5 separate regions of the Mus musculus genome follow, and regions 1, 3, 4 and 5 are each linked to region 2. Evidence: chromatin loops called from intact Hi-C (ENCODE). Cell type or tissue: left cerebral cortex. All regions are shown on one strand.

Evidence for each region. A loop is a pair of places that touch in the nucleus more often than their neighbours do. Peaks named below come from ENCODE experiments on the same cell type or tissue, not always from the same donor. Only the 100,000 strongest peaks of a DNase experiment are listed, where the experiment ranks them.
Region 1: it touches region 2 in a loop (2.3-fold over the local background); 11 of 42 quality-filtered maps call a loop at or near these places.
Region 3: it touches region 2 in a loop (2.8-fold over the local background); 11 of 42 quality-filtered maps call a loop at or near these places.
Region 4: it touches region 2 in a loop (2.9-fold over the local background); 6 of 42 quality-filtered maps call a loop at or near these places.
Region 5: it touches region 2 in a loop (5-fold over the local background); 6 of 42 quality-filtered maps call a loop at or near these places.

What each region holds. Positions count from the first base shown.
Region 1 is chr16:45,348,357-45,353,356 of GRCm38, reverse strand. The region is part of intron 1 of Gm30636 (a long non-coding RNA gene); the gene reads left to right. Among named protein-coding and RNA genes, the nearest start is that of Gm30636, 12 kb to the left of the region's middle. In left cerebral cortex, a CTCF peak has its summit at 3,043; DNase peaks (open chromatin) are centred at 2,343, 3,625 and 4,913.
Region 2 is chr16:45,406,088-45,411,087 of GRCm38, reverse strand. Cd200 (CD200 antigen) reads left to right here and starts at 2,035. Exons shown (of 6, transcript NM_010818.3): 1 at 2,035-2,232. The coding sequence starts at 2,221. In left cerebral cortex, a CTCF peak has its summit at 2,096; DNase peaks (open chromatin) are centred at 2,151, 2,350, 3,127 and 3,809; H3K4me3 peaks cover 2,717 bases; H3K27ac peaks cover 2,225 bases.
Region 3 is chr16:45,327,313-45,332,312 of GRCm38, reverse strand. No RefSeq gene overlaps it. Among named protein-coding and RNA genes, the nearest start is that of Gm30636, 33 kb to the left of the region's middle. In left cerebral cortex, a CTCF peak has its summit at 1,887 (motif pointing left); a DNase peak (open chromatin) is centred at 1,888; H3K27ac peaks cover 964 bases.
Region 4 is chr16:45,594,701-45,599,700 of GRCm38, reverse strand. Slc9c1 (solute carrier family 9, subfamily C (Na+-transporting carboxylic acid decarboxylase), member 1) reads right to left here. Exons shown (of 28, transcript NM_198106.4): 24 at 119-250; 25 at 1-3. Among named protein-coding and RNA genes, the nearest start is that of Gcsam, 13 kb to the left of the region's middle. In left cerebral cortex, no CTCF peak of the experiment used is centred here; a DNase peak (open chromatin) is centred at 2,332.
Region 5 is chr16:45,606,314-45,611,313 of GRCm38, reverse strand. It overlaps Slc9c1 (solute carrier family 9, subfamily C (Na+-transporting carboxylic acid decarboxylase), member 1), which reads right to left. Exons shown (of 28, transcript NM_198106.4): 28 at 4,313-4,497. The coding sequence ends at 4,453. Gcsam (germinal center associated, signaling and motility) reads right to left here and starts at 874. Exons shown (of 5, transcript NM_008099.4): 1 at 754-874. The coding sequence starts at 782. In left cerebral cortex, CTCF peaks have their summits at 1,798 (motif pointing left) and 2,677; DNase peaks (open chromatin) are centred at 1,808 and 2,722.

The sequences.
Region 1 (5,000 bases), 58 kb after region 2:
TAGACCTCTATCCAACTTGAGAGGTAGGTTTCTTCCCATTCTGAGAAGAGTATTAGCACACATCAGAAGATATTTATACCCTTGACAGAGATAGCATTTAAGTAAAATTTAATTGCCATTTCTTTCCTTAGAATGTGTCCATCCTTTGTACTGGGTGAAGGAAAGGAGGCAGCTTGACTTTACATCTGGCTATCACACAGACAGGACAGACAGGACAGAAAGACAGGACAGACAGGACAGACAGACAGGACAGACAGGACAGACAGGGCAGACAGGACAGACAGGACAGACAGGGCAGACAGGACAGACAGGGCAGACAGGACAGACAGGACAGACAGGACAGACAGGGCAGACAGGGCAGACAGGGCAGACAGGACAGACAGACAGGCCCTCTAACTTCAGGATCATGATCTATTTTTCCCCCAAAGACACAATTAACTAGAACATGTAATGTCTGTCTTTTGAGGTACCATGAATCATAAATTCTCTCAATATTTTTTCCCCTTTGCTTCCAACAACAGAATATTATATTTCCCTGGAATCCACCAGTCATTTTGGTTAGTGTAACTTTACTGAATGCTCATTCTTTCTCTGCTTATGTATATGTAGGTTTGTCTTTAATTATAGAAAAGAGATACAGAAAAGGAAATTTTGTAACTTTATTTATCGTATTGCTATAGCTGCCGTAGCTACTATAGCGTATAAGTGTCCCAGCTATTCATATGTTAAAGAATGATAAGCAAGCAAATTGTGGTTCCAAGAATGTGACCTACTGTCTAGGTGACAATTTTAGGCCTTGTATATGGCATTGTATATGGCTGTGTATATGGATGGCATTTCCAAAGCTGGGGCTGGCAACTCCTTTGACTCTTAGGAAAAGTCTACCATACTGTTACTATACAAGTAACTATACTATACTATACTATACTATACTATACTATACTATACTATACTATACTATACTATACTATACAAGTTCACCCAGTGAGGCAAGCTGAAATATCAATACAGCAGAGAACAAGGCCCTAGTATTAGAAATAATATTTTCACATGCTACATCAAGAGTTCTTCAAGATACCTCCATGGTTATCTGCATGGTCAGTCAACATCACCAGTGAGCTCATGGCAGCTTCAGTCTTTTTATTTCTGTTCTTGAAAAACCTCAAAACTCCAAAATTTGTAAATTAAACTGGAGTGTCTGAGGGTTCCACTGCCTCCTTTTACAGCTCCTTCCAAATATCTGATGAAAAGATGGAGTAGTCGGATGGATAAGATATGGACCTGGCCAAAACTGACTAGAGAAAAAGATGAATCTGAGTACAGGGAGTCTTCTTTGGTCTTTTACCCAAAGTGATTGCACTAAATAAATCTCCTCTGAAAAAAAATAAGTAAATAAGTAAGTAGGTAGTAAACAAACAAACAAATAAGCAAACAAATACATCTTCTCTGCTTTCTTATTTCAATGTGACCTTTATAAAATTTTGCTAACCTCTTCTCATCGGAAACTTAACCAAATATGCCATCTTGTAACATTTTATCTTGTATGAACTTGTTTGTGACGTGACCCAGACCTTCTGTGACGGGCTCAGGTGTTCTCGTTTTCTCTTTCCTGATGACTGATTTCTATTTCTGTTTTGGAACAACCCTCTCACAGAGGAGAAAAATGCCATCCCAAATCCCTTTTCATCTAACAGTGTCTCTTTCTCTCTCTCTCTCTCTCTCTCTCTAACCATCTTTACCAAGAATATATTTAATATCTTTAACTTTTAAAGTTTTTTTTTTCTTTAATTTGATGGTTCCGGTCTCTTTTTTTGTTTCTTACTAAAATAACTATGTCCCAATAACTACACAGAAATCTGTATCTGAGGTGCAAGTAAATACTGTTAGCAGTCCTTGAGATGTTTCTCTTCTCCCTCTCTAGTTGTGGAAGCAGAATAACTTAGTGTGTTCTGGGAGGTCTGGCTCAAAGTCTTACAAAATTAGCATATGAAAAACTAAAATACACTGGAAATTCCTACCCAGCTAAAACCAATCACAGGCTCTGGCTCAGAAGTACCCCAGAGTCTGACCTATAGCTCATTATACCACTAAAATGTACATCTCTAGATAGAGATTCAAGATGCTACTGAGACATGCAAGGCACAGTTATATATGGAACTACATGTAACAGAGAGAGCATGCTTTAAAAAATGGGTGCCATTGCAAATGAGTCCCAAAGCCTTCACTATCTAAACAAGCCCACACGTCCACAGTAAAACAACACAAAACTCTCTGTTCTCTGTGCAGTGAGGTCTTTGAGCTACTGTTTTTTGGCTATTTCTTCCCTTTGCAGGGTGTCATTTCCTAAATAAACTGTCCACGCTCTTGTTAGGAGTAGACATCTGTTCAATTCCACCCATGGAGACAGGAGAACGTTAAGCCTCTTGCTCTAGTTTCCTTTTTTGTTGTTGTGATAAAGCCCTGATCAAAAGCATCTTAGGAAGGAAAGAGCTTACCTCGTTTTATACTTTATATCACCAAGAGAAGCAAAGGCAGGAGCTTGAAGCAGAAACCAAGGACAGATGCTGTTTACTGGTATGCTCTGCTATCTTTTCTCTATAGCCCAGGACGGAACCACCCTCAATAGCAATCAATAAAATGCCCCACTTATATTTAGGTTTGTATCAAGTTAACAAAATATGTGCAATCCTCCAGTGGTTCCGGTCAATCCCTGATATCAATTTCAAGTGCCTATAGAGTATAAGGAAGTAAATAAAATTAAATGGCCCAACAAAAATAAGAAATTTTAGGATCCACACAAAAAGCCCCAAGCACTGCATAGTAGGGAATAGAATTGCCAGCAAACTCAGGGATTGCACTACGATATTGGCATGCGGTAAATATTAATTACTATTGTTAAATATAAGTTTTGGTGAAACTAGTCAATGATCCCAAAATGTCTTTTTTAACTGAATTCTGAGTAATTTTTTCTCAAATTTCTCAATGGAGTATCCAGCCTGGCTTAAAATTTTTGAGACTGTTATCCCTAGAGGAGAAAGTTGGAATTGAGATTCTTCAGTGAAGTATAAAAGGAAATTTAAAAATGAGTTGAACGTATAGACAAAATGGGGGAAGCCATCTCTGGTCTGCCTGCAGTGATGCATGGAGTCACCCTTGATCCTTGTGGGCTCTTCCAGGTTTGCCTTGCTGTCCTCATCTAGATCTCCAGAGCTGCCCTCTAACTCACCTCATGAACTTTTAAGAGATTGTTTATTTGAACTTCTTAACCCTTAGACTCACTTCCTTCTAAGATTCTGCCTTCAATTTCCACTTTGTGTAATAAGTGGTTCTTTTGTGGACTTTCCTGTCACAATCAGACTTGGCAAGTGACTTCATAACTCAGTCAAGGGCAAAGCCCACAGTTCCCAAACTTAGTAAAAAGAGACAAGGGAGTATGTAGCTTCACCATGTAGCTTCCAGATTCCTGCAGTGACACTGTAGATTCCCATATAGGGCTGGGGCTGAGCTACCTTAATCATTGAGTGAGCCCATGTACAAGCAAGGCTAGGGGCTCAGTGTATCTATCACAGTCAAAACTAAGGGCTAAACTCTTACAGAAGAGAAGGAAGGAAGTGTGGGTGGGGCAAGTCTGGAAAAAGCAAATGCGTGGTTCTGGTTCTTTGTTGTCCTTCCTCTAGCTGTTGGATCCCCAGGAAGAAAGGGCCCAGGTGTTTCCTTTGCATATGCTGAATGCAGTAGATTGCTTCAGCCCTTCTGCGCTTGGACCAATTTGCACCTGAATGCAGCTATCCTCTGGACTCATCCCAGTTAGGTTGGTCTACCTGGAACCTTGGCTCCCAATTTTTTTTTCTTTTTTCTTTTTTCTTTTTTCCTTTTTCTTTTTCTTTCTTTCTTCCTTTCTTTTTTTCTTTTTCTTCTGTTTTGGCTTTTCGAGACAGGGTTTCTCTGTATAGCCCTGGCTGTCCTGGAACTCACTCTGTAGACCAGGCTGGCCTCGAACTCAGAGATCCACCTGCCTCTGCCTTCCAAGTGCTGGGATTAAAGTCATGCGCCTGGCCCATCATCCCAATTTTTTAAGAAAAGAGATAATATAAAAATATTCATCTTCTACTGTTCTTGAGCAAAATACATGGGAAAAAGTTATGAAGAAGAAAACACTAAAATATCATTGTGGAATTGTGTTTCTAGTTCAACAAACAAACAAACAGAAAAACTTGTTCCCAAATGCATTATCTGTTAATGGAGACAAATTCTGCAAAACAAATATAGCACTTACTGTCTGATGTGAAGCACGGAGATAAACAAACTTGAGCAAACAATTCCAACACAGCAGCCAATAACTGAATAACATGCGTGTTCAAAGAAAGCAGGTACTGAAAGAGTAGTAAACTCAGTACTCCAAGGTATGCTAATCATAAAACAGATAGTGACATTCCTCCACCCACCCACTTCCTGAGTTCAAGGAGTATTCATTCAAAGAAAGTCACCCTGACCATTCCTGGAAGTTGCAATGCAAATGTGCTATTGTTAGGGGCTCTTAGAAACTGTCTTGAGAGTTAACAATTACCAGGTATTCCTTGTGACACCTGTGACTTTGTACTTCCTTGTGACTCTTATCTGGTATTTTTGGTATTTTCCAACAATGCCCTTCCCACCTCCTTGAGTTGTGGTTTTTTCCTTTAAATACCCCCTTACTCAGCTACTCGGGGCGCCATGGTCCTCTACCCCTGCGTGGTGTATGACCGTGGGCCCGAGAGCGCTCTTGAATAAAAATCCTCTTGCAATTTGCAGCAAGACCGTTTCTTGTGGGTGATTTTGGGGTGTCGCCTCTCCTGAGTCAGAACGTGGGGGAGTCCTCACGTTGTGAGTCCTTCAGTACCATGTGGGAGAATGGAATGCTTTGCAGAAATAGCCTGCTGAAGAAGGAGGTGGTGATCCCAAGATTAAGTATTTCTAAACTGTGAGCCACTGACCTGTATTTTATTTATAAATGCTTTGAT
Region 2 (5,000 bases):
CTCTTATTGTATAACTCAGCTCTTGAAATCTACTGCTCAAACTTAAGAAGATTTAAGGCAAAACAATGCCTAGTAAAGTGTCATTTACATACCAATAAAATAACAAGAATAGAGAAAGCTTCAAGGAGAAAGATATTCAAAGGTACCCCAATAGAATGACTTGCACACACAAACACACGTCCTCATGCATACTTATGAAATGCCATCTATAAGAAAAGAGTATTGTTGGCACCAACATAAAAAATAACCTCCCATGGTTGCTCACATCTGTATTCCCAGTACTCGAGAGGCTAAGGTAGAGTATGTGTGCTATCTGGGCAGCAGAGAGTACTGAGAAGGAATAGGATGCAGTCAGAGGGAAGGGACTTGAGGAAGACCTTTGGTTTAGACTCTCTCCACATGTCTGTCTGTGGGTCTCTGAACCAGATTTTATCTGTTGCTGCCTCTCTGATGACAGCTGGTCAAGGCCCCAATCTATTAGTATAGCAGAATGTCATTAAGAATCATTCTTTTCTTCCTTCCATTTTTTCTTCTTCTTCTTCTCTCTCCCCCTTTCTCTCTCTCTCTTTCTTTCTTTCTTTCTTTCTTTTTCTTTCTTTCTTTCTCTCTCTCCCTCTTTCTCTCTCTCCCTCTCTCTCTTTCTTTCTTTCTTTCTTTCTCTTTTTCTTTCTGTCTTTCTCTCTCTTTCCTTCTTTCTTTCCCCAGCTGTGTTTGGTTCTACCCTAGGACTCTGGGCTTTCCATTATCTGGTTCTTGACCATCCAGGCAATATAGGTACAAGCTCTCTCTTATAGGGTGGGCCTCAAGTTAAACTAAACATTGGTTGGTCACTCCCTCACATTTTCTACTAAAATCTCATAGGCAGGACATATTGTGGGTAGAGGATTTAGAGGCAGGTTTAGTGTCCAGGTTTGTCTTTTCATGGTCTGTAGAATACCTTCTCACACCAGAGAGACTAGAGTCTAGAGTCCAAACCTCAGCTCTAGCCTCTCTATGTTCAGTGAGCTGAATGAAAGTTGACCTCAGCAATGGGTCCCACTGTCAGGTTTTAGAGGGTGACCTTCAGTTGTAGGTCCCAAGTCTCTCTCTCCTCTCTCTCTCTTTCTCGATCTCTCTCTCTCTCTCTCTCTCTCTCTCTCTCTCTCTCTCTCTCTCTCTCTCTCTCTCTCTCTGCTTTATACTTGTGATTGAAGATGTGATCTCTCTGGCAGCCTGGTACCATGCCTCCTGGTCACTTAGAGACTCTCCTCCTGTAGCTATAAGCCCAACAAATCTTTTTCCACAGGTTTCTACTCTAGTACAGAAACAGAAATGTCACCAATATAGTCAATCGTTTCTGTAAAGCTTTCATCAAGGAAAAACCTCAGTTCCAGGGCTTCCTGTGACTCATTTGATCTGTCCCTTGGTTCTCATCTGTTTTAAGGAATACTGCAGGACAATCTGATTAGCAGAAAGAAAGTGCTTTTGGGTTTTCAGGAAGTGTGTTCACAGGTAACTCTGAGCCCTTAGGACCTCTAAAGCTCTAGATGAGGTACCTGGTAACCACACACACACACACACACACACACACACACACACACACACTCGCACTGGCCTTTAATATAACAAATCGTAAAATAAAGTTTTCCTTTTTTTTTTCCCCCAGGGTGTCTGTATGAAGCTCCTTACCTTCCCCCTACACACACACACACACACACACACACACACACACACACTATTGTTCTGTTCTCCGTGTTTATCTTTTGCTGTACAGAACCACAGGATGCACCAGGTTTCTGACTCAAATTACTGTCCACTCAAGTTAGTTCCCACTCTGATTTTTCTGTATGGACTACGTCACCCTATACTGCCATTTGGCACGGGAGAGAGGCCAGTGATGGGAATGCAGACGAAACATGCATACACATGTAAAATAAGATAAATAAATCTAAAATGAAAAAAATATAGAGTGATTCTTTCACATTTTTGCTATATTACTCTAAAAGGCGAGAACCTGGCGGGGGCGGGGGCAGGGGCTAGGGATGAGGTTGTAGAGGGCGTGGTTGGTTGGTCGTCTCTTCCTCCACACTAGAGGAGCTGTAGAGTCTGCCTGTGCAGTGGAGGGGGCTCTCTCTACGGCGAATAGTAGTGTCCCTGCTCACAGGTGTTGCGGAGATATCCTCCATCGTGGAAGAGCTCAGACCCCGAGAAGCTGGTGTCTAGCTGCGGCCCAGAGCAAGGATGGGCAGTCTGGTGAGTGGAATCTGAGATGCGAAGGAGGGCGGAATGGGCGATCTGGAGCCGCGGCTCTCAGAAGCCAGTGGAGCCTGCGAGAAAAGCAAGGAAGCTGTTCTTTGGAGAAGTGGTATCCGGGGCTCGGAGCTCTGTAAGGAGGCACCGGCCGGAGAAAGCCCGGGGAACGCGTGTATCTAGGGTGGGCGGCTTTGCTCCTTGCTGCGATTCCATTGCGAAAACACGGCCTGAGCTCCATGGCTCCCAGAAGGGGAGGAGTAGCTCTTTGCGTCCCCTATGTTGGTCCTTAACCTGCAGCAGGGGTGTAGCCTAGTAATCTCGCTTGCTCTCTTTCTCACCCCCTCTCTTGCTGCATTTCTGCTCCTTGCCTAGGAAACCATGAAGCATCTAGCAGTACTGCAGCGAGCAAGCCACAGCTTAGTGGTCTTGTTAAATGCCAAGGTATTTAGAGGAGAGGCCGACATTTTGAGTCTTTGGTACTGTTTACAAGGCAGAAAATTTTAAAAGGAAGGGTGGTCATACGCCTTATTCTTTATACACACGGAATTGGTAGAATTGAATGCGAATCTAAACGCAATTAAACCCCAGGTACCACTTTTCATCAGGCTGACAAAGACCGACTTGTGTTACCTTTCTTAACAAAGAGGAATGTGGATCTGTCAGCTAGATGCTCTTAATGTTCAAACAAGGAATTGCTTTCTGTTTTACAAAGAATCGGAGAGAGAGGTTCTTTTTTTTCTCTCCAAGTCTCTGTGGCTGCAATGAAATAAGGTACAAAATCAGACCTAGAAAGAATAGGGGAATGGGGCTATGCACCTAGCAGCTGTGGAGTTGTCAGCTAAGACCCAGGAGCTAATGAACATCCACCTTCTTGATAAGAATTGTAGGAGGATTTTTTTTTTTGAATCTTCATGATTGGACTCTCTAGTTAATTCTTGATTGGTTAATCTTTTAGCATCCGTTAAATTCTGGGCACTGTCTTCAGGGTTTTAACCGTGGAATTGTCACCTCACACCTGTGATATTGCTGCAGCACTGACTTGCTGGGTTTGCAGTAGGCAAGCTCCTAGGATCTTTACCATTCAAAAATGCTATTTAATAAAGATTTTTGTATATTTGCATATGCACAATAAGATCTCTTGGGAGTGGGACTCCAGACTAAACAGGAAATTCATTCATTTTTCATGTAGGTCTCTCTCTCTCTCTCTCTCTCTCTCTCTCTCTCTCTCTCTCTCTCACACACACACACACACACACACACACACACACACACACACACACCCTCAGATAATGCCATGATTATACAGTTCCTCTTGATGACTATAACTATCACATGATGGCAGGTGTGGAATTTTTCATTATAACATTGTCAGTACTCAGAAGTTTCAGATATTGAAGCATTATGATTTTTCAGTTTCCCACCTATGTTTCATTTAACCCTGAGATTAGTACTGATGTCTTCCCCCCGCCCCGCCCCGCCCCACCCCCAGGCTCCAGGGAGGTTAAATAATGTGTCTTACCTAATACATTTTGGATTCATTCTAGACTGGAGTGTTCCCTGGTTACCGCCCAGCAATTCCACGTCATCTTTCTGAGAAACAGAAAGCCTACCACTGCCTGGCATGAACTAAAGGAGAATATAATAAATATGATGTGAATTTTTCATAGTGAAGCCTATCCTTTGACTCCCTGATCCCCAGTCCCTGTGTTTTTGGTTTTCACCATCCCCAGGATGTGTGCATCTGCTTTTTCTTTTGTCCTATAACACTGTTATTTTTTTCACTACAAAAGCCAGATATCCCTGCATTTTCTTATTACAGCCTTTGCTAGGGCTTGGGCTTCATTGAGAGAGAAAGGCATAGTGGTTAAAAATAATGGTGTAGAATTAGCACGCCACAATCTGTTAGCTGGAGATAAAGTAAAATGTATTGATCCCTAGCTGTGGAACCAGAGGATACATTTGCCTAGAGTTTTTTCCAGCTATCCTACATGATAAGAACAAATGGAGAATAGGTTCAACAATAGGGAGAAAAAAAATAGATGAAGTCCCCAGGGCACAGCCCTTTTAGAAGGTGGTATTGGTATGCGTGAAAAGGGGGAAGGAGAGTGGGGGCTGTATCCTTTTAGGGAGCTCCTCACTCTTTACTTCCTAAAGAGTAGTGACTTAGTTGTGAACCTTAGATCAATGAAGTCAAGAGAAGTTTCAAAGTAGGCGTGGCATACTCATGGTACACCCACCCCACCTCCACCCCCAAAACGAATTGTCCGGGTGAATAATAATTTGTACCAAGGATCACTCGGACGATGGAATTTTTAATTTTCTGTAGCCTTAGGTTTGTAAGGAAGACTCAACTCTGCCATGTAGATGGGGTACCAGAGCATACACCTTTATGACTCTCCATGGAGTCCAGGCAGAAAGTCTGAAAGGCTGGGGTGTGAAAATAGAAAAGCACTTAGGTATGGGGTGGCATTGGAGATGTCCACAGGACGAAACATCACCTCTTTCAGGGTGATGGAAGATAACAAGGAACACCAGGATCAGGACTGTGTTGGAAGTTTTGGGTCTCTGACACTTTCAGAGAGTGCTGGCAAAGCCAAGTCTTCTCCCTGACTATAATGCCTATGCCTGCAAGGTACCATTGGCCAAGAGAGGCATACACACTGTTCTGCTGTTCATTCTCTGAGTCCAAACTGCAGACCTGGGCTAGCACAACTCTCCTTCTTATGTTACCTAAACCCAAAGGAAGACAAGTATTGACCTTTGCCAGT
Region 3 (5,000 bases), 79 kb after region 2:
TTGCTCAGTCTGTTTTTCTTATAGGACCCAAGACCTCCCCTGTTAATCACTAATTAATAAAATGGCCTACAGGCTTGCCTGCAGCTCAATCTTTTTATATATTTTTTTTCTTTATTTACATTTCAAATGTTTTCTCCTTTCTAGGTCTCCCTTTCAGAAACTCCCTATCCCATCCCTCCTCCTCCTACCTCTATGAGGGTGCTCCCCCACCCACTGTCCTGTGGCTGTTGAGACTAAAGGACATTAAGAGAGGCCCTTCCAAGGCTGTGTGCTTGTCCAGCCTACTTTTTTCTGCCCTTGGGTCTTTTGCAGTGCCTGAAGCTAAGCCCGTGTACACTTCCTGCTGCAGCTTAATTGTACAGATTTCTTCCTCAAGGCTCCTCCTCTCTGATGATTTTAGCTTGTCTCAAGTGGACAGAAAACTATCCAGCATGTCCATGAGCAAGGAGGTGTTACTCTGCTCAAGTAAGGACACCTCAGCTACTACAGATGCTACAATCAGAGGCAATACCTGACTGAGTTATTGATAGTCAACTGCTATTCTCCACAATCCATATGTCTTCTGTGCTGTCTAGATAGAAAAGTTAAGGGGACATGGTGGGAACCACGACTCGTGCATCTTTCAAGTCCTTGGTAGTGGTGCTCATTTCTGTAACTCCTAAAAGGATGCAACACTGTTTTTGATTCACTATTTTCCTTGGCACGGGGAACTCTAAAGGCTTCCATTTAGCCTTTCCAACCATAATAGCTCTCATTCCCCAGTCAGAAAACCAATGGGAGAAGTCTGCCAACATCTAAATATATCTATCCCAATTATACATTCTGGGATTGGGGGAAAAAAAAACCCACCACCACAGGATGAATTTGAGGACATGCTGGCCCTACTATGTATAGGACATGGGCCAAACTTCCATTAATCACCTGACCTCCAAAAGCTCCTATTTAACTGGAAGGCCACTGTGTTTCTCGGGATCTCCTGGGAAAAGCGTTAATTCAGGACTAGCATCCAACAGACCCTGAAAAGTCTGATTGTTTTCATTCCCCTGGTGTACAGTTACTTTTGTAAAAGGCTGTATTTCCCTCTGGGGAAGGACTGGAGAAAGGCTAATGGTCAAACTTTTAAGTATTTTATCAATATCCTTCCTTGGGGGAATCTGGCCACCCTTTCTCTCACGGAATTCTGGGTCTGCAAACCAAGGCTCAAGGGTAGAAATTAATTCACGAGCCTAGGCTACAACATGAGACCCCATCTAAAATAAGTAAACAAAATAAATAAATAAAACTTGCCGAACTGAAAAACCAGCAACTATTTTAGAAGTCTCTTCTCAGGCTCACTTCCTCATTTCATAATAAGAGCCCTCAGAAATGTTACTTCTGAAATTATGCCAGACCTAGAAAAGCAATAAATCTCTATTATATAATTAAGACATCTCATATTAAGGATGAACATGGACTATTACATCTATTCTTGTTTAATATTAGGAAACTGAGGTTCAGAGAGATGTTAGATTGACTTTCCGTGTAGCCCATAGCAACCTGAGATACTAATCCTGTTGGCCCACCCTTCAGTACAGCACCTAAAGTGTATGTAGACGAATGTTTTGAAGTATCTTAACTTATGCCTTCCTTTTCCCATGTAGAAAAACATCCTGACTTTTTGACCTAATAAAAGGAAAAACCATGACTGATCTTGGGACCAGAATGAAGCAATCCTTCATTGTGGGCTTTCCCACAAGTGCTCACTCTTCGCTCATTCATTATTCACTGGTTTCAAATATTAAGGTTTTGAGATCTTGTTCTTCCAGAGAACCTGGGTTTGAGGCCAAGCAACCCTGTGGTGGGTCAGCATTGTTTATAACTCTTGTTCCAGGGAATCCTATGCCCTCTTCTGGATTCTGAGGGTACTTCATGAATGCAGGTAAAACATCAAAACACATAATTGTTTTAAAAGTAGAAATGTTAAAAAAAAATAGATCAATTCCTTTCGAATGCAGTTGGGCTGATGCTCATGAGACTGAATTAGTGATTGCTAAGCTGGATTCTGACGAAGCTTGGGCATCTTCACTTGGGTTTCCTAGCATGAATTAAGTCTATGCTCTTGATGATCCCAACTTTGAACATTGTAGGATACAACAAGCTTATTCTTAAAAATGACCCAGCTTCAGGTATTTTCTTATAATAACAGAGATCAGAGTAGGACTGTGGGAGAACTCTGCTATTCAGGTCACAATCTCCTGTGTCTGGATGGCTTTCTGAGTTTGGTGCAAAATGAAGGGCTCACTTTCTCAACAGGGCTTCCTTTTCTCTGCCTGACTGTCTGGAGAGTGTCCCTGAACACAGGTGGCTGGCCTTGTCTGCAAAATGACCTTGTGCAGAGCTCTCTGCAGGGGCTGCACAAGTCAGAGCACAAGTCCCTTTCTGGCTTCTTGCCCACATGATAATTATATGCTGTGACCAACCAGCCCTTAGGACATAGGGCATTAAGCCAGGGGTCACTGCAGACCTCTACATTTGAAAGCGAGTTAATAGTGTTGAAGTAGTCCAGCTTTGCTTGAAAATAAAGGAAACTGTGAGACTCCCCACCCAACTGCATGAAACTGGACACTATCTGTCCCACTGCACCAACAAGGCTGGCACTTTCCAGGAGTTAGAAGTTCAGAATCTCAGGTTTTACCAGGGATTCAAATACACCTCTGTCTACGTGGTCTATAGTTCACCAAGTACTCTAGATGTCTGGTAGGCACAGTCAAATTTGAAAAGCCCTAAATAAAAATAAACTTAAGAACACCGTGTTCTAAGCAGCAGCTTTCTATCTTTGTGATGCATAATAGAGTTGTCTCTATGAATCCTTTTATTAATAACACTCAAGTTTATGAGGAAATTGAATTCAGCAAACTTTATTGTTTGATTTCCTTGGGAATAAACCATTCTATTTTTAAAAGAGTAGGAAAGTTCCTAATCAGATTTCTACCGTTCCCACCAACGGTTTTGCTATTGTTGTTGTTACCATCCAAGGCTGTGCAGAAATGCATCTCAGGGTGGACTGTGCAGAAACTTAGAGGTCACTATAACTATAGTTATAAAGGGAGGGATGGCTACTTTTTGATCTGACAGTAGATCTTAGGGGTCACCCATGTGGAACTGGTTTTGCAAGAAGGTAAGAGTTATAAGGGCATAAATGCTGCATCAAGATTCTAGAGAAAATCCTGGGAAGTAGACAGCATGTAACATAGTCAAATTCCCCACTGGGCCTTTGGACAAACTGTGCTGCTGTTCTTGGCCCTCTGGAAATTTCATAAGCACATATGCCATACCAAGTTATAATGATGCCAGTGTGGCCTCTGGGTCCCAGCCCTTTAAGCATCAACATGATTACCTCCATGAATAGCCACTGGTTGTGAATCAAGAGCTGTACCCCTAGAACCTGACACCCTGGCTTTGCTTTCATTTCTCTTCAGTGTCATGATGACCCTGGCTGATTTACCGTTACCGCAACTTCTGGCATGTTGAATTCATTGTTTAAATGCTCCAGGACATCACTACCCTGACTAATGTTGTTCTAAGAACTAGACAAAAAACACAAGCAGACATTGGGTACATTGTATTCTTATGCCAGGGGCCAGATGCAGAATTCAAAAACATCTAGAAAACACAGGGTTAATGGAAGGCCTCATCTTCTCTCTCAGCCTGCCTCATCCTGTTTCCTGATTTCTATAATGTCTACTGTCTCCATTTTTAGCCATTTTTTTCATTTACCCTTTTGATCTGCACAAAAAGCCTGCTTTTTGTATCAAAGAGGTATTATGTAATTTGCATGCTGTCATTATGACCATGAATTTCCTTCAATTAATTCACTGAGTTGTTTTTGTAGAGGGAAGTGTTACAAAGGCTTATGGGAAAACACATTATATAATAAGACTATTCATAGAAATGCAAGATAACTTCTTGTTAAAATTAACTCTTATATTGACCCTCAATTCTTTTTAAAAAATTTTCTCAAAGCACATTTTTGTTCAAGTACTGAAAGAAGTCCATTGACATCAGATTCAAGTACCATGAAAATTGGGGGGGGGGGATTAGAAACTGTGATCCAAAGATGCAAAATTATAATTTTGTGATCCAAAAGTAGACAAGACTCTCTATACAGGAGGGTTTAAGAAGTGAACGTTGATAGGGGTACTGGACAAACATAGAAGGCAAATTCCCTGTTCTCTTCCTCTTGTCCTTGCCCCTTACTGCAAGCCTCACCTGGTTGGCTCAATTGCTTCACTATTAGTGACTTCTAACCCCCTTCTTCCTGTTTCCCTCCTAATCCTCTCCCCGTTAAAGAAAAGAGACTGAGCAATAAATCCACCCGAAGTGGAAGATTCTCCCCACTACAGACAGGACAAAACTAGAAGGAAGATATTTCAACATGCTTGTGCTAAGGACCAGGTTAGGGGAGAACTCTGGGTGCTATGCATAGATGATGATATTAATGCCTAAACAGACCAGCTCCATAAGACCCAAAACATACAAGATGCTCTAGAACTCAAAAAGATTGATACTGAAAGAAGCAACAGATGGGCAATTATATTAGAATAAGGCATAATAAATACAGGTATACATTTGATTCAGGCTTTTATAATATGTGCTACTTTTTTAAGTTTATGGATTCTAATCAGTGTTTAGAGATGCTGAAACAATTCATAAATGTTGATATGATTTTAAAGAAATAACATGTCCATCCCACATATCTGAAAACATCCTCAAGTGATGATTGTCCTTCATACCTGTGTACTCTTCAACAGAAATCAACCCTCTGGAGCCTTTCCCTCTGGCTCTGGGCAGTGAAAACTAAGACCCCATACCTAACTTGCTGCTAAGTTTCAAAACTTGAATCACCCACACATCTTCCTTTCTGTGGTTAACTTTCTCCCTTACTTAAGTAATTTTAACAGCTTCTTAGTTGCCTCCGTCCTGTTTTTTTCCTTTTGATTACTACACACACACTTGTATGA
Region 4 (5,000 bases), 190 kb before region 2:
GTCCTTAAGGAGAAGCACAGGCTCATGACACTAGCTTACAGTCGCTTTCTGCCCCTATCTTTGTGCAGGTTTGCTTGGGGACAGGGGTGGGTGGGAAGAATTCAGGACCCCCTCTTACCTCAAAAGATAAGTGTTCTCGGATCTTTTGGGCAGTAATGGCAAGTCCGATTTTTTGCCACATTTTATGTTTCATGTTAGGACATCTTTTTTCAAAGCCTTCATACAAGTGGCTAATGGGAATAAAATATGTCTGGAAAAAGAGAAAACAGAAATTGAAAAATTTGTTTAAGTCCATGGCTGAAGAAATACCTGTCATGTCCATGCAGTGACAGTAAAGCTAAGAATTAAGATGGCATGTTGCAGCCCAGAAATCTCATAAAATGCATTTATTAGCTCAGGCTTGCAATCTTGAACAGACACAAGTCTAGAAAGCTCCATGGTCCAACAAGGACTTTTCAGCTTTTATTTTTTTATTTTTTTAAAACTATGCATTTCTGGGTGTGGTCTGGCATTGGCACATCTTGAAATTAAACCAAGCTAAACCCCAGTCGCTATCTTCCATAATTATTTTTATTCTTTTCTTTGGCCAGTAATAGCTATGTATGCTCACACATCAAGCTAATGAGCATGTCCTACACCTTACCAGCTTGCAAGGTTTTGTACTCAGGACATTACAAATCTAGTCCTTTAACTGTTTTGACATATACACTATTATTACTGCGTTCACCATGCAGTACAACAGAACATTAAAATACATCCTTCCAGTGAACTAAAGTGTACCCTTGACTAGCACCTTCCCTTTTCCCCTTGCCATACACTTCTGGTAACCACCCCTCTGTGCTTTCTGAGAGAAGTCTTCTGCTTTATATTCCATATGGAGAAGATAAAACCAAAAAATGTAGTATTTTTCTTTCTGTTCCTGGTTTCTAATATTTGCACAATCATCTTCAAGATCATTCACATTCCTGCAAAAATAGAATCTCATTCAGTAAAACATTTTATCACTTTAAGGAATGACAATTATGCTCTAAGTTAATTAATTTACACAGATGTCATGGGACACCTCCAGAAATCAGAGGGCAACTTGCAGTAGGTCCTGTCCTTCAATCAAGTGGGTTCCAGGGATGGGACTTCAGTCATCAGCCTTAGAGGCAAGCGCCTGTATCAATGAGCCCACCGTCTCTCCAGCCCATCATTCTTTTCAGAGACTGAATAGTATTCCACAGTACACATGTTTTCCTAAACCAAGAGTCAGTTGCTGGATGCAGTTTTCATGTCTTGACTTGCGAATGACACTGCAATAAACATGGATAAATGGGTGTCTCTCCACAGTCTGCTGATCCCTTCTTCGTTTAGATTTTTTACATTGATTTCCCCACTCCAGGCACATAGGCTGTCTTTCCAGCCTTTGGTGACCTTCTCAGTGCCTTTCATCAGTATTTTATTTTCACTGTGAAGATCTTTCCTTTCCCAGGGTAAACTTAATCCTTTGTAGTTATTTCAAGATTGCTCTTCTGACATCTATTTAAGATGGTTCGCTATTAGCATATAGTAACAGGACTTATTTTTGTATGTTACATCTTATGATCTTGTTGAGTTTGTTTGATAGTTCTACCATTTTCAGATGGTCTTGGGGCATATTCTCTGCCTGCGGTCATTTCACCGTCACTGACTGACCACATCCTTTCCTACCTGGATACCCTGTGTTTATTTTGTCCTCTTGATTTTTGTGACTCACACTCCAGTAGTCTGTTGAGTGAAAATGTGTGATAGGAGAAAGGGAGCTGTCAGCTTTTCCCTTTCATTATAACGTTAGCTTTGCACTAAGTATATGTGTGCATGCATGTATGTATATACACATGTATATGTACACAATCTGTCTTGATCTTGTTTGCTTATTGTCTTTCTATCCCTAACTTTTCAGACTATTGCTTATGAGTTGATGATGAATTTTATAAAGTGTTTATTTGTGATGGAGCTTGAGATTTTGCCTGTTGTGCTGTTGATGTGGTAGCGTATCACCTTGGCTGGCTTGTGTATCTTCAGTCATTTGAGCATACTTGAGATACATCATACTTGTGATGAAACATCTCTTTTCTGTGCTTTTGTGTTTGGGTTGCTAGCCTTGTTTTGAGAATTTCTCTTTCTGTGTTTGCCATGAATACTGCTCTGCAGCTTTCCTTAGTTTTGTTTCCTATTTTTCTGGTTCTTGGTTTCCTATCTTTCTGGCAAGTGTTCTTGCTTTTTTCTTTCCTTCCTTCTTTGGTGCTCTCTCACTTGACTTTCTCAATTCTTGTAAAGTTCATTCTGGAGGTGCTAAAATGGGTTTTTACATAGATGTGAAAATATCACTGCAGGGTTTGCCAGCATGCTGGCAGAAGCCACTGCAAGATTGCTTGTTTGGTTGCTTCTTTCCCCCTCCCTTTCTTTTCCCTTCCCTTCACACTTTCCTCTCCTACTACTCCCATCTCTCTTTTCTTGACAGGGTCTCTGTATATAGCTCAGGCCAGCTTCTAAGTCACAATCCATTTACCACCACACCCGGTTTTCTGTTTCCTTTCAAGCCTTAGATTCCCTTAGATTGTCCTTCTTACTGATTACACCATTTCTAGCATTCCCTTCCCCATGTTATTTTTAAACTGGCGTCTCAATCTGTATAGAGCAAATCTTAAACCTTCCACTTGACCATTCATTTCATGTGTATATTTTGCTGATGCCTTCCATCTCTCCTATGTTGAAGAGCAGTTTCTCTTTAATTACGTATGTTTTCTTCGAGTTCGTTGGCTCTATCTGTACTCGTTGCTTCAGTGACTTGTTAGCTCAATGCATCCTCTGGGCGATATTAACATTATTTTTTATACAATGCATCACTCCATCCTGACATCCATCATTGTTTAATGTTTCTTTGTATGTGTGAAAATTATAATCTCAAGAAAAAGCTTTCAAAATTTCATGATTCCTGATGACACACTGTAGAGATTACAGATTTCTCTCTATTCCTCTGAATTGCTGAGATTTGTTGCAGGGAGCTATTAATTATCTGATCACGGAGACTCAGTGAAGGCTGGCATTTATAATTTGCTTGGGTTAATCAATAGGTGGCTTTAGCTGGGTTTCAAACCAGAGTAACATGAAAGTAAGTTAAATTTGAAACTATCTCTACTCTGGATCTTATCAATGCTCCCCTCAGCATTGACACAGTGGATCTAGAGAAGGCAGTGCTCCCTCTCAGCATTGACAGAGTAGATTTAGAGATGCAGTGCTCCCTCTCAGCCTTCATACCGTAGATCTGGAGAAGGCAGGGCTCATGCACAGCATTGATGGGACAGATCAACAGAAGGCCACTTTATGTCCAGTCTTTGCTTTCATGGTCTGTTATTCCTGGTCCTTCAGTTGGATACTAGTAGTGTAAAATATCTCCTTTCTGACAACTAAACCTTACAAGTCCTTAAATTTTGGCAGTATTTGCTTTTGTTGTTATTTTTGTTTATTTGTTTTGACACAAGGTCTTGGTCTTTCTTTGTAGTTTTAGCTGGTCTATTATTTCAGCCATTTTATTGAATACAATTTCACAATTCATCAAACTCACCATCTTCCGTAGGGCTCTTGTTGCATGGTGACTGGAGAATTGTGGGAGGCAGGGACTCAGGGTGCATTTAAGGGCTGTCCTACTTTCTTTTCTGTTACTGTGATAAAATACTCTGACCACCACCCCCAAAACAAATCATCTGGTCAAAGAGGTGTCTTTAGCTTCTCATTCCAAGTAAGGGTCCATCATTTTGCATAAGGTATGCAGGAGCTCAAAGCAACTGGTCACATCCCATTCATGGTCAAGAGCAGAGAGAGAATAAACTCATCTTGCTAGCTTGCTCTTAGCTAAGCTCTCTCTCTCTTCCATTTTACTGTTTATAGTCCACTGGCTAGGGAACAGGGCTACTGACAATGGGCTCCATCTCCCATCAGATAAAAATCAATACAATCCCCTAGAGATACATTCACATGCCAGCCTATCAGGCCAGCCTGATGTAGGTCATTTCTAATTAAGACTCTATCTCTCTTCCCAGACTGTGTCAAATTGGCAGTTTCAAAATAACTGGTGCATGGCCAACCTTGTTGATTTCTCTTCTGAAGGCTTTCAGACTTATTTTGGACATGCCTGCTTATTGTGATGGAAAACAGTGTCCCATGAATTTGGTGAGGTTTTATACTTGGTTGTGATGGTTTGCTATGTATACAGTGCCTTTATAAATGCTTGCTGGTGTTTTTATTCAAATCCTAGGTATGCAGAATGTTACTAACTGTGCCACTACTTAAAGATACTTTTAAAATATAATAGATGTATTTATTCTACTTAAAAAAAAATCCATCTAAAGAGGTCTAAAAGGCTCAGTGAGTGATTAGGTAGCTGTCTAAAATCCATGCCTGAATTACCAGCCTCCAAATGATAATGATGATCTTGTGTGCGTGTGCATACATAGATATGAGCTCATACATGCATGCATGCATAAGCTTCACATTTCAATCACCTGCGACGGATACCTAGACAGTCTGTAACTCTTTCGAGTGACAAGCTTTATGCAGCTCAGTTGAAACCCTCTACCAAGGCTATGCTTCTTTCTCCCTGCTCCAGCCCACCTAATCTAAAATAGAAAGAAAAATATTGGCCCTTGAGTATTAATCCAGAGATAAAAACTCTACCCATCCACAACCCTTGGACTTGCAGGCCTCTTTCCCACTTATAAGAGTACCCTTTGTTTAAGAAACACAGGCTCCTGCTAAATTTCAGTTTCCTCCTTTACCACAGCCTTCTCAGTCTTATCTGCTCTATCCCTAAAATATATGGTAAATGTGTTTTCTATTAGCTAAACATCTTCACATTTGGAATACTTAAAGGTTCTTAGAGCCACACTTTAAAAAAAAGTCTCTTCATATAGGTCTGCTTATAAATGCATCATACACTTTACTCATATTGAAAAATTTCCAAATTGTCTCCAATATAT
Region 5 (5,000 bases), 200 kb before region 2:
TAAGACGTCATTTTTCTATGTTCCCCTTTATATGTTATATAAGACCAAGGCAGCAAGGAAGACCCCCTGCCAGACCTCTATAGATCACCTAACTTTATACCATAGAAATTCTCTTATTTTGTGTGATCATATTTTCTTTTACATGTGTTCTCTTTGATTGAATGAAAAATTTGCTCTGAAAATTGAGAAGAGTCCCCCATCACTGAGACCTTCTCTGTCAGGGACCATGGTGCCACCATCTACACTTGGAACCTCCGGGTAGGATTATAAATTTTTTTTCCATTTAAAATGAGGAGACCAAAGTCCAGGAAGATGAAGGCAAGTCTTCTCCCTAGTGACAAGACCTTTTCCTTAACCCGCCTATAAGTGTACTAACTGCCGTCTCAACATGGCAGGAAATGTGGTGTTTATTTTAAATTTATAAAGACTCCCCGAAAGGGTGGGCACATATAACTCATTCAGGAACATCCAGGGCCCAAGAAAGGATGCCTTTCCCCAGCCCCAGGACAGCTGTTTCATTTCTTAGATGGACAGGAGTCCTCCTTTAATAAGTTCTTTCTCTCATTTCACCTGTTCTTATGTTCTCATTGTCTCTGTGTGTGAAAACCTGTAAGGATAGTCACATGGTGTATGGCTCAGGAGGGACTGAATTCTTGTCACACCCCTTCCCTAGTCCATTCACCCTAAAAGCTGTCCTCTTTTTTTCTTTCACCTCTGGCTCAGGTCTCTGCTCGCAGGAGGGAGTGAGCTCACCTGGTTGTCCTCTGCAAACAGTTCCCCATGAGGCAGGCCCCTCAGCACCTTCCCTCTGGTAGTCTCCACTTCCTTCTCAGCCGGCTTGCACCTTGGTCTGGCACTGTGCTCTGTAACTGGCAGTTTCCGACTGACAGTAGCTTCAGAGCTGCTCTGGTCACCCGTGTAGAGTCAGAAAGAGGAGGTGCCTGCTGGATGGTGGAGGAAGAGGCTGAGGGGGAGATGAGAGGCACATTTGTGTGTCTTGAAAGACCAGGGCCTTGATGCACCAGACTATTAACCAAAGGAAAAAAAGGTTGGTTAGGGAGAGGGTTAGCCACTAGGGAGTCCCAGGCTTTTCCTAACGGAGGAACCATGGGAGATTTTCCATGGCAGACACCTGTATTTAGTAAGAAAGTCAAATGGGAGAGGATCATTGTTTAGAAGCAAACAAAACAAAAAAGTCTGAAATATCAAATACCCCCCCTCAAAAAAAAAAAAAAACTCCAAAAGGGAAAACAGAATCAAGCCACAGTCTAGCTGGGCATATATAAACTTTCAAAATGTACTCACGAGCACATATACTGGAGTAACTGTACAAACAAGGCAAGTTGAGAGGGACCATTGCTGAGTGAAGTGGCCACAGAGCCATAGAGAGGGGAATCATAGGGTAAAATGGTTTGATGTGGGAAATGGGAAAAATAGGAGCACTCTAATTACTGTGTGTGTGTGTGTGTGTGTGTGTGTGTGTGTGTGTGTGTGTGTGAAGGATGATAAATCCAGAAGGAAGAAGGTAAAATAACAGTAAGGATGGCTGAAAAAGTCATAAGGAGTCATACTACTAGCTCTCTACCTAAAAATACCTGTAGTTATGGAAGTCCGTGCATAAATATATTGGTTTAAATAAAAATTCCCCATCTTGTCTGACAATGCCTCCTCCAAAAGTCAAAATTCATCTAACCGAAACGGCAGCACCACCCTTTATAAATCATCTTTTGAGCTGTTGGTTAGGGCTATCAAAGACTCCCTAAACACAGAGCCTTATTGCTATTGCTCTTGGCTGCCCTCTAAAGGCAGAATTTGAGTCCATATTGCTGCAGATACCTTGCATTTCAGAGGCCCAGACTCCCAGGACCCAGAAATAACCTGAATATCTCCTGGACTGCTTGCCAGGAGCACCCCACTCCCTGCACAGACAGGTGGCAATGATATTAGGAAAGGATCTTGTTCTTTGTCTCCACCGTAGTGGCTGTGTGTCTGTGCCTTCTTTACTATGGTACTAAGGATGTGTAAACTGTATATAAGTTATACTGCTTAAATGAATCCTGGGACTGCAATCATCGTTTGAATGATGGTTGTTTCTTGTTTGGTTACTCATTTGTTCATCCCGTCAACAAGTGTGTGTTGAGAACCTACTGTGTGCCGAGGACCTTGGGCTCAACAGTGAGCAGAACAGAGGAGATATATTTCTTTATTTGACTTTCAGCAATACAGAAGTCATATCTAAGGCAAACAGCAGGATGGGGACTGTCTTAGTTATTGTTCTGTTGCTGTGAAAGACAATATGAACAAATCACCCCGTATGGAAGAAAGTAATTGTGGGCTTGCTTCCAGTTTCAGGGGATTCACTCTGGTGGAAAGCAGACAGGCGTGGCCTAGGAGCAGTCGCTGAGAACTTCACATCCTGATCTGCAGGCAGCAGAGAGAACAAGGACTTTGCCTTGTTTGGGATTTTTTTGAAAGCTTTAACCACCACCACCACCACCCTCCCCCACAACTGAAAAAAGGTCACACATACTTTAACAAGGCCACACCTCCTAATTCTCCCCAAATGTTTACACTGGCTGTTTACAACCAGAGTCAAAGCATTAGGGGCGGGGATTGAAAAATCAGTCTGCCTTGTCATTTTGGGTTATTGAATCCCAGTTTTCAAGTTTCAGTTTTACTACCGACCACTAGATGAAGACACTGAGCTGTGGAAGTCTCAGATACCAGGAAAGAAAATGTGTTGATTCTGCAAGAGGTGGAGCTGGGCATTCACTACATTGTTGGTGTGGTACAGACTTGGGGCTAAATAAACTGCTCCCACTGCACAGGTGAAAGTGTTACAAGTCCAAAAAGGAAATCTCTGAGCTCTTCTCTCTTTAGTCCCATCAGCATTTACTCCAGTACTTAAGACCTGTAAGAAATTACACTCCCTGAACTAGAAACAAAAACCTGGATATTTATACCAGTGAGATTTATGAGCTGAGATCTTTGCCCTTATCTACTCCTTGTTTGCTGTTGTGTGGGCAGTTAACCACCAGTGTAAAAACGATTCCCCTCTACTTTTATATAATAAGGTAACAAGATCTGAATAACCGTGCTTTACTGGATTTCTGACAGTCACAAACTCTAGAGCTTTTTTATATGTGAATTCTGTGGTTATCTTGCTACCAGTTCCTGCTTTTTGTAGGCGAGTAGGAATAAAAGAGCTCTACATGTTCTTTTCAGGTTGTTGTTGAGCTTCGGGTGTGGCAGAGATCTAGATCTCTGTGACAGGATCAATTCCTACGTTGGAGTTTTACATAGGATCTTTACAATCCAGACTATGCATCAAGCCGGACACTGACAATCATTGAAATTGGGCCTGTATACTTCTCTTTAGTAGCCTAGATTTCGAAAATAAGACCAAGACAACCTCAGCAGCCTAGCAAATGGCACATGATTAAACCAGCTCACAACTGTATAGTGAGTCCATCACATAGTGAAGATATCAAGCAATTTATCTGAATTCTCTAAGTTCCATTGCTTCCTCTTCAAAACGAGGCTAACCACCCCTTCCTCCATAAATACACTGATATCCTCATAAGCTGTTGGTAGAGAACGCGTCTCCCCTCTCCTGATGCTTGTTTCAGATTGAGGGGTAACTCTCCATTCATTGTCTTTGCATTCTTCAAACCCTGTCTCCTCCCAGAGGCCTGGAGGTTTCTGCTGGATAGTGCCACTGCTGCTGATTTGTGATGGTTTGTATATGCTTGGCAAAGGGAGTGGCACTATTTGGAGGTGTGGCCTTGTTGGAGTAGGTGTATCACTGTGGGTGTGGGCTTTAATACCTCCATCCTAGCTGCCTGGAAGTTAGTCTTTTAGCAGCCTTCAGATGAAGATGTAGGACTCTCAGTCTTGCCTGTACCATGCCTGCCTGTACTTTTCCATGCTCTCATCTTGATAATAATGGACTTTACCTCTGAATCTGTAAGCTCGTCCCAATTAAGTGTTGTCTATGACTGCCTTGGTCATGGTGTCTGTTCACAGCAGTAAGACCCTAAGACACTACTGAATAGGACTGCTAGTATCCTGACAAACTGAGATTGGAATCACCCCAAAATACTACTTTCTAAACATGTCCACATCCCCTTGTCCTATTTACCATCTATTCTCCCCTACCTTTGGATGATGGGCTAGAAGGGGGTCGAAGTGTTTGAGAATCCTTATTAAAAGTAGGTTTAAAAAAATATAAGCCTACAAGAAAATCTTAAGAGTCTTATTTTATCCCCCCACCCCAGTCTAAATACAGAAATAACATCATTTGGAGAGTTGGTTGGTTAGTGTGAGATGCTTTAATTCACATTATCACATAAAAGGCACATAAACTTTGGCTTGTCTCTATCTCCAGAAATAAATATTTTCATGGTCATTTTGAAAAGCTTAGGCAGCGAACTGAACTTTCCAGGCGACTCTTTAGATGTTAATATTCTCTTCTATCAATTCCTCATTTTCTTGATTCTAAAAGTGGATATGAAAACATAAATCAGATTTCAGGTCTTTTTAAAGAAAGTATAATGGTTAAGCTTTGTCAACTTGATGCATTCTGGAATCATCTGAGAAGAGAGTCTCAAGTAGGATTGTCTGCATTGCAGTGGCTTGTGGGCATGTCTACATGGCACTGCCTCAGTTAAGTTACTTGAGGAAGAGTCAGTCTGGTGTGTGCAGTTTTATTCCTTCTGCAGGGGGTCCTGAACTATTCAGGAGCAGAGAAATCAAATTGAGCACAGGCAAGTAAGTACGACGGTAAATGCGTATGTATTTATTTCTTCCTGCTCTTAAGTGTGGCAGTGATGGGAAGTTCTAGCCTTTACTTCCCATCAAAGCTGGATTCTAATGTAAAATTATGAGCTGAAATAAATTCCTTTCTTCTCCAAGTTGATGTTGTAGTCTGTCGCAACAACAGAAAGAAAACTAGAACACAAGGGTTTGATGGACAGAGGAGTGCTGGTGTGGGACCTGAC